2 separate regions of the Mus musculus genome follow, and region 2 is linked to region 1. A link is a contact called in ENCODE Hi-C or POLR2A ChIA-PET data. All regions are on one chromosome and are shown on one strand. Each heading gives the region's core, a stretch centred on a gene start or an enhancer-like site at or near the end of the contact. The rest is flanking DNA. Distances are from core to core; before and after follow the strand shown. Region 1 holds the start of Bnip3l (BCL2/adenovirus E1B interacting protein 3-like). Region 2 overlaps Ppp2r2a (protein phosphatase 2, regulatory subunit B, alpha).

The links. Hi-C counts contacts between places; a loop is a spot of excess contacts on that map. ChIA-PET counts read pairs that join two places held with the same protein, here RNA polymerase II (POLR2A).
Region 2: POLR2A ChIA-PET joins it to region 1 with 10 read pairs in embryonic stem cell. The contact joins the enhancer-like site here to the promoter of Bnip3l in region 1. A Hi-C loop is called at or near these places in 2 of 37 maps with a recorded cell type or tissue (left cerebral cortex and regulatory T cell). POLR2A ChIA-PET finds 5 or more read pairs at or near these places in 4 of 5 experiments (Patski and embryonic stem cell).

What each region holds. Positions count from the first base shown.
Region 1 is chr14:67,006,973-67,010,932 of GRCm38, reverse strand. It overlaps Bnip3l (BCL2/adenovirus E1B interacting protein 3-like), which reads left to right and starts at 2,056. Exons shown (of 6, transcript NM_009761.3): 1 at 2,056-2,245. The coding sequence starts at 2,149.
Region 2 is chr14:67,048,924-67,052,883 of GRCm38, reverse strand. All of the region lies in intron 2 of Ppp2r2a (protein phosphatase 2, regulatory subunit B, alpha), which reads left to right. Among named protein-coding and RNA genes, the nearest start is that of Ppp2r2a, 22 kb to the left of the region's middle. Within about 2 kb of position 1,680, at least 1 of the 3 ENCODE cell types and tissues checked has a DNase peak (open chromatin) inside an H3K27ac peak, as active enhancers do.

The sequences.
Region 1 (3,960 bases), core at 807-3,306:
TCAAAAAGGTTCGGGTGGGGCCAGAGCCATGGCTCAGGATCTCCTGTGGCACCTACATGGTGTATCATAGCCATCTGTGATCCCAGTTCCAGAGGAATCCAGTCAATCTTCTTGCCTTGGGGGGTGCAAGTCATGGAGATTGTACACATGCATCCACCCATGCACACACATACACGCAAATAAAAGGTTCATACAGAGTCTGAAAGAAACAGAACAATGTGACCCAGTTTGTTTGCCTGCTCCCAGTGTTTCTAGTCTGGATATAAGATTCTTACAGAGTATGCTCCAAAGAGTACATTCTCAATATGAGGCGTGTTTCTTTTCATTCCTAGTTGGATCTTTTGAAAAATCTGTCTTTTTGCTTTAATTTTCTATTTACGTATTTGAGAGGAGGCATGCCTGTGGAGGTCAGAGAATAAGATGAGTGGTCTATTTTGCCTACTTTGCACTATATGTTAAGTCAGTCTCAGGTACATGAAGTACTTAGACATAAAATGAGAAGACCCAGAGGAATGTTTTTATACCTGCATTATGCCTTTATAAATATAACACTGTATGTGGGAGGCCTAAGAGATGATTTTTATCACTATTTATGTGTGTATGGCACTGTGTACATGTGGAGGTCCAAGGACAGTTTGTGGGGTAGGTTCTCTCCTTGTACTATGTGAGCCCCAGAGATTGAACTCAGTATATAACTCTGGGCTGCAGCCCAGCCTTTAACCGGAGTCATCTCACCAGAGAATTGGGGTTTTATAAATGCATGTGGATGTTTGCCTGCACGTATGTCTGTGTACCATGCGGGTTTCTCATGCCCTCAGATGCCGGAAGACAGCATTGAGTGCCCTGTGAACGAGCTGTCATGTGGGTGTTTTGAACCAAACCTGAGTCCTTTGCAAGAGCAGCCAGTGTGCTTAACCCCCCAAGCTATCCCTCCAGATCATGTTTTTGGATGTCAATTCAAAGTGACAAAGACTTATTGTGTGTGCCTGTATTTATGATTTAGAGGGGGAGGGCATATGCCACGGTGCATTGGTGGAGGTCAGAAGGCAACTTTGTTAGCTTTCTTCCCATCTACCGGGAGCTCCGGGCAATGAACTCAGTCTGCAGGTTTACTCAGCAAGCGCCTTTACCGGCAGAACCATCTCACTGGCTGGTCCTAGATTTAGTATTTCCGTGTTTGGGTATCTCAGACCATATTTTTAAAAAAGACAATTACATGAAAATTCAACAACTGCAATTAAAGCAAAGTTAAAAGGCAAGTACAATATTGAGAAAAACATTATACAAAAATCGGGTCAAGGAAACTTGACAAAGATACGACGTAGGAGTATTTAGGAACATTAACAGAGTCAGCAACCAGCGTACAGGAGGTAGGGCATTTACAGAGATAGATAACAACCAGGGTTTGGGTAAATCTGTATTTTCTTTTCCCTTTTAATTTGTTTTTGAAGGCAATGGGTCGCTCGATAGCGTAGGCTGCAGGGAACTCGAAATCCTCCTGCCTCAGTCTTAGAAAGAGCTGAAATAACAAGTGTGCGCCACGCCCAGCCATTGATTTTTTTTTTAAACCGTGATTACATGTTACCTTTGCAATTAAAATGTTATAAATTCCAACAAGGTGATTAGCTCCAAGGTACCTCCCACGGTATTCTGTGGGAGGCACAAATGGATGTTTCACTAAGGGGAGGAACTGGGGTTTTCTGCTTCTTTAAAGCCACGGGTGAGTTCTTAAGTGGATACTGCAGGCGTGGGAGGGGTTCCATTCAGGCCCCGCGCGCTTCCGGGCTGCACACTCCTCCCTAATCTCAATCCAATGCCAACTTCCTAGCTCAGCCCTTCCGGCTATTGCGACTGACTCGCAGGAATTCTTTCCTGGCGCCCGTATCAGCTCGACTTCCGCACCCGCACGTCCCGAGCAGCTCGCGAATGCCCCGCCCAGCCCGGCCTGGTCACGCCCCCTATCCTGGGCTCCGACCCCGCCGTCCAGCTGCCTGTGTTGTCATCACATGGTCCGGGAGGGCCCTGACGTCACGAAGGGAGGGACTGCGCAGACGCAGAAAAGGGGGCGGGGGAACTCGACTTGTTGTGTTGCTGCTCGAGAGCCGGATACTGTCGTCCTGCGGCCGTGCCGCTTCCAGTCTCCAGACCATGTCTCACTTAGTCGAGCCGCCGCCGCCCTTGCACAACAACAACAACAACTGCGAGGAAGGGGAGCAGCCCCTGCCGCCGCCCGCTGGCCTCAACAGTGAGCACGGGGCCGCCGGGCTCAGCGGAGGGATGGGGGAGGAGGAGCCGCTCGGCCGCCGCCGTGCGGGCGGGGGGGGGGGGTTGGTGGTGGTGGTGGGGGAGTGGGCGGGAGCAGACGACAGCTCATTGGTTGGGACCGAGATTGTGCGTATGACTGACAGCGGCGCGCTCCGGTTAGGAGCAGGCGCTCGGCGCTGGCTCGCGGCCTGCGCCTTGGGCGCCGAGGTTTAGGGTCGCGGTGGGCGTCGGGAGCCGGAGGCGCACGCAACTCGGGGTGGCAAGCGGAGGCTGGCCAGCGGAGGGGGAGCATGGGACGTGCGGCGGGGACACCGGGGGATGGACGCGACCGGTCGGGCGTGGCGGGTGGACGTGCGGCCGCGCAGGTGTGCTTGCGGAGCTCGCCTCCTACCACACGCCGGTCCAGGGGGTCATCGGAGTTTCGTGCAGGGTGCTTGCTCCGCCCCTGACATTTATCTTTTTTTTTTTTTTTAGTCTGAAAATTCCCAAGTTTCTCAAGTGAGTTTTTTGTTGCTGTTAACCTTGAATTCATATTTTACTGCTTTTTCTTTTCTTTTTCTTTCTTTTTTTTTTTTTTTGAGAGAGCTTCTCATGTAGCCCAGGCTGGCCTCACTCGTTGTGTTGCTGAGTGACCTGATCCCTCCTACTTTCCACTTTCCCAAGTTCTTGGGTGACAGGCGGCAGCCACCATACTAGTAACTTTTCAAGTGCTGTTTCTTATGTTAAATGGATTGGGTGCCCAGCACATGCCCTAGGATCACGTCCATTTCAGCCAAATCTGCAGTGAACTTCAGGAAATACAGTAAACAACACAACAGACGCAGGCCACAGGTACTAGCAATTGAAAGTTGATGGTCAGGATCCAGTTGCAGTCAAACAGACATCTTGTCCCCAGAGTGTCCGCTGTTGTTGTGAGATCGCCGGACCTTCTTGCCCAACCTTTCTGTTTGGATTTCATGTCTTAATGAAAGAGGTAGTGGGTGGTGGTAGTTGTCACAGGGCCAGATGAAGTTCTTTAAAAGCCATTTGTATGCTTAAAGGTCAGGCAGTGTCTTTCATAAGAGGGATGGCTTCCAGGGTGGCCAGAACGGTTTAGGGAAGAGCTGTTACTGAGTCTAGAGGATAGTGGCAGGAGCGTTTGGGTATTTTAGCCAGGTGTGGTGCCACTTGCCTGTCATTCAAGCACTAGGGAAGTGTAGTAAGCGTGGTCCCCAGAATAAAACTTTGTGTCAGAAAACAACAAAACCAAAAAATAAGGAACAAAGAATTCAGGAATTTTAAGACTCTGTCCCTGCCCCATATTTTGATAAGCAATATTTGATAACTTCTCTAAAATGCCGGCTTTTACAAAGATCTAGTCAAGTGTGTCCTTAAATTTTACTCATAATCACATAATTCAGAATTTAAAATTTTTACCCATCTTTAGCATACATTTTTGGAAATGAAAAGACTAAAGAAATACATGCTTCATGTTATTTCCAGAAGCTGTGGCTCTTTTTTGAGGCCCATGGGTGCTTTCGGGAGCCTTCCCTTGTTTTTGGCATGCTTATATATGAGTATCTTCCGCCTGGGCCTTTATGAGTTAGTTGTGCTCAGCGTCTTCTTACTGCTTAGATGTCTGGAAAATTCAAAGGGATTTTCATTTTTCTTGGATTCTTTATTAACAACAGAACTGAAAAGGGTTGAGCTATGTTT
Region 2 (3,960 bases), core at 431-2,930, 42 kb before region 1:
CTTCATAGATGACAAGAGTCATGTTCCCTTTTCCCAAATAGCTCTAGGTTTCAGTCAAGTTTACAGAACTCAGGCAGCCAGCAGCACAGCTGCATAGGAATTTATTCTCCGATCCTCTACCTTCTTTTCCAAGTAAATTGAAGTGCCCTTCACAAAGCTTACATAGCAGTTTATTCTGATACTTCAGTGAGATCCAGCTCCGCAGGGGTCTCCCTTTACCTTCTTAGTCTGTGTTTTCTTCCCTAGAAATGCCTCAAGTGTCCCTGTGCTATCTTTTGTTAGACTGTAAATATAGAATCTGCATCTTTGGTGATGGGAAGCCAGTAAAGTAGCCTGTATTTGCTTGTAGGTTTTTTATGTGAGATAGCAATCTTATAGCAAAATACATATTAGGTTTTGTTTGTTTGTTTTTGAGACAGGGTTTCACTGTGTAGTCCTGGGTATTCTGGAACTTTCTCTAAAAGACTAGGGTGGCCTCAACTCAGAGATCTGTCTGCTTCTGCCTCCCAGAGGGCTGGGGTTAAAGGCGTGTTCTACTACACCTGGCCCTCACCAGGGATTCTTAATCTCTATTCTCAGAAAATAGAATGCCTATCTTTAGGAAGGTGGGGCTGGAGGTAAAATGTATCCTGTATGTAGGGAAGCCTTTTAGTTATTTAACCCTAATTAAATGTTTTGTGAGCTAGAATACATTTGGTAATTTAAGATTTGTCTGTCATTAAGTATTTTCACATTGCACAGTACGAGGTATGCCTATCATTGAGCATAGACCTCTGTTCAGCAGTGGATGATTTATGCACCCTGCTGAGCAGCTGTGTCTCTGCCTCCTTTCTGACTGTAGATATATTGTTGAAGAGTGATTGAGCTTATTGAGTTTTGTAATTCAAAATGTTAGAATTCAGCTACAGGGGCTAGTGTACGGCTCAGTGGTTAAGAACACTGATGCTCCTTTCTGGCCTCTAAAAGTAACTGCATGTGTGTGGTATACAAACCTACATGTAAGCAACACACACACACACACACAAACACACACACACAGTTTCTCTGTAGCTCTGGCTCACATTTTTTTTTTTAATTAAAAAACAGCAATAAAACTTAGCACCTAAGAGGTAGAGACAGTAGGATTTCTGCAAAGTTCAAGGCTACTGTTGGTTGTATGATTAAAATAGTGAGTACCGGGCCAGCCAGGGCCAAATAGTAAAACTCTGTCTCAGAAAATAATAATAAGCTGAGTTTAAATTGCTTTGTGGAGTTTTTGTGACAGTTTATATGTTCTAGGCTGCTTGTGACTTGTAATTCTCCTCCCTTAGACCACTGATACTACGGTTATATATGTCTGCTACCACACCTGGCCTAAACTTGTGTTTTGAATTGAGTTTGGTGACATTTAGAATTCAGCAGTTAGTAAAATTACCATAGAAGAAAATATCCTGGGAATTACTGATGTGGGTGAAAACAACATTGTTTTGTTCAAGAGTAGAATTAGACTAGGTAGGAAAACTAATACAGATTTCCTATCACTTTTTATCAAAACAGGCTTTGAAAGAATGTGCAAAGTACCTTAGCACTATTGACTTGTGGTAGTGAATGATGATCTAAACCCACGTGTTAAACACTCTGAAGTGTCCAACAGCATAATAGGGAGAGTTCAGTATCCTTGGAAACCCTGGAGGAGTGCCCCAACTAAGCCGTGAGACGCACTTGGCAGGTACACAGTAGTAGCTGGGAAAGATGACATTGTTGACTGCTTTAGTGTTTGTTTACAGGGTTGAGAGCCCCCTGAAGAGTAGGAGAAGGGACCGGTATTGATTGGCCTAGGTGGAAATGATAGTGGTCTATAGGTGGTTAGATTAATGAGTATTTTGTATTTTGAAGCAGGGATTAAAAATCCAGTAGCTTGAGATCTGGGACTGTAGTAACTAAATGGTAGAGTGTCTGCCTCATAGGTCCTGTGAGGTCCTGCAAGGCCCTGTGTTAGGTCCTCTTAAATAACAGCAACAGATACACAGGCCTGTGCACACAGGAGTTGGGTGAGGCAGGGAGGCAGCTAGGGCTGTTGAAGCTCAAAGATGAAACTGCTCTAGGCTTCTCTCTTTAGCTTGTAGTCAAGTTACCTCGTGGCCATGAAGTTCTTAACTGTTTTTCTGTGCTGACCAAGGAACTATAGTGGGCACCCTCTAACATGGCTCCAATGGACACTGCCCTCTGCTGCTCTGCTCTTTGTATAAGTTTCTCCCTTGAATGACACACCTAACAACTGACTAGTACAAGCATGACAGAAGTGATGACATACACTTACAGATGAGGCTACCCAAAGGTCTGTGCTGTTCCCTTTCATTTTCTTTCATTTTCATGACCAGCTACCATGATTGTGAACTTTTCTGGAATCCATGTGGCAGAGAACTGGTATCTCAGGTCAGCATCCAGGAAAAATGATGTCTGACAGCAGCCATGGGAGTGAGTCTGTAGTTGGCACTTACATAGTTTCCCTCTGGAGCATCCTTTCACCTGACAGCCCCCAGAAATAAGGCCATCGGAAACAATTGTTTTTATTTTGAAGACATTAGTCCAGTGGAGTTACACAGAAAATCTCCATGTCATCAAGCCTAAAATTAAATTTCAGCCCCCATTGCTCATATATTTTTAAGTTCTTTTAAATGCAGTTTATGGCTACTGCTTTTCCAAAACACTGTCTGCTTGGCTTCTGGAAAAACATCCCACCTCACCAGCAGCCCCCAACCCAGTCATCTCTTCATGTGGTTCCTGCTCAGCTGCCAAGGATAGGAAAGCCTCAAGGCGCTTAGCCTGCAACCCTGGTTTTCTTTACCTGCCCCAGAAGGAAATCACCTTGAAATGCCATATGACTTTGAGTGCTTTCTGTAAACTCCTGCCAGATCCATTTAGCTGCTCATACAACATTCTGCTCAATTGTAGTTCACTCAGAGATGTGCAGATGGACTATAGTTTTTCTTGTTTTTCTCCTGCTGGGTTTGTTTTTACAAGCTTGTTACTACTCTTCTGTATGTTGGTCCATCCGTCCATCCATCCGTCCGTCCATCCATCCATGTTTCTGGCAGGGCTGCCTTCAGAATGCATTCTTCTGCTGCTGGACAGTTCTGACTCTTCTCATCCCTTATTTAGTAAGAACACATTCACAGAGTTATTTGAAACATAACTTCCTTTGAGAAGTGTAATGGAAACAAGGAATTGAATTTTAAGTATGGCTGCAGACCAGGTCAGGAAATGCCTACCTGATGTTTTACCTACCAAAATTAAGAGGAAAAAGAATTTTAAAAAAGATCCAAGTAGAAAGAATTCACTGTAATTTCCTTTCTCCTTTCTGTTTGACTTTTGAGTGTCTCAGGCTAGCCTTGAACATCCTTTGCAGGAAATAATGGCATTGCATTCCTGATCCACTGCCTCCACCTAGCTTAAGTGTTGGGAGTGTAGGTTGCTACCATGGCATGCTTAAATTGCTGTTCCTATAAAGGCACGTGAGGTGTTCCTTTGATTAAGGGTTTGTGAGGAAATCAGTGGTGTAATCTTTTGGATTAGTTATCCAGCGGGCTTTTCTTTCTTTTGTTTATTTGCTCTTTAGACGCTGTTAACTGGAGCTTCTGAGGCACATATCTGCCTATTAGTGATGAGGTCCTCTGAGCCAGTGGGAAGACCTAAACTTATTTTTCTTGATATTTATCTTTATTTTATGCACATGTTTGAAGATTTGTTCATACCTGACCTCTTGGCCTCTTGGCCTTAGATTTTTCATCTGTTAAGTCTTTGTATTAATGTAAACAGGTGTACCTGTTTGTGGTGGGAATTAAATGCTAGTACATTACATGCAGCTTACCACAGCATGGCACTGCACTGCACTGCACTGCACTGGCTCTGACTACAGGGTTGCTTACTAGGATTTCTAAAGCACCTCTGCTTTGCTCTCCTATCTGCTCTCCCTCCTCC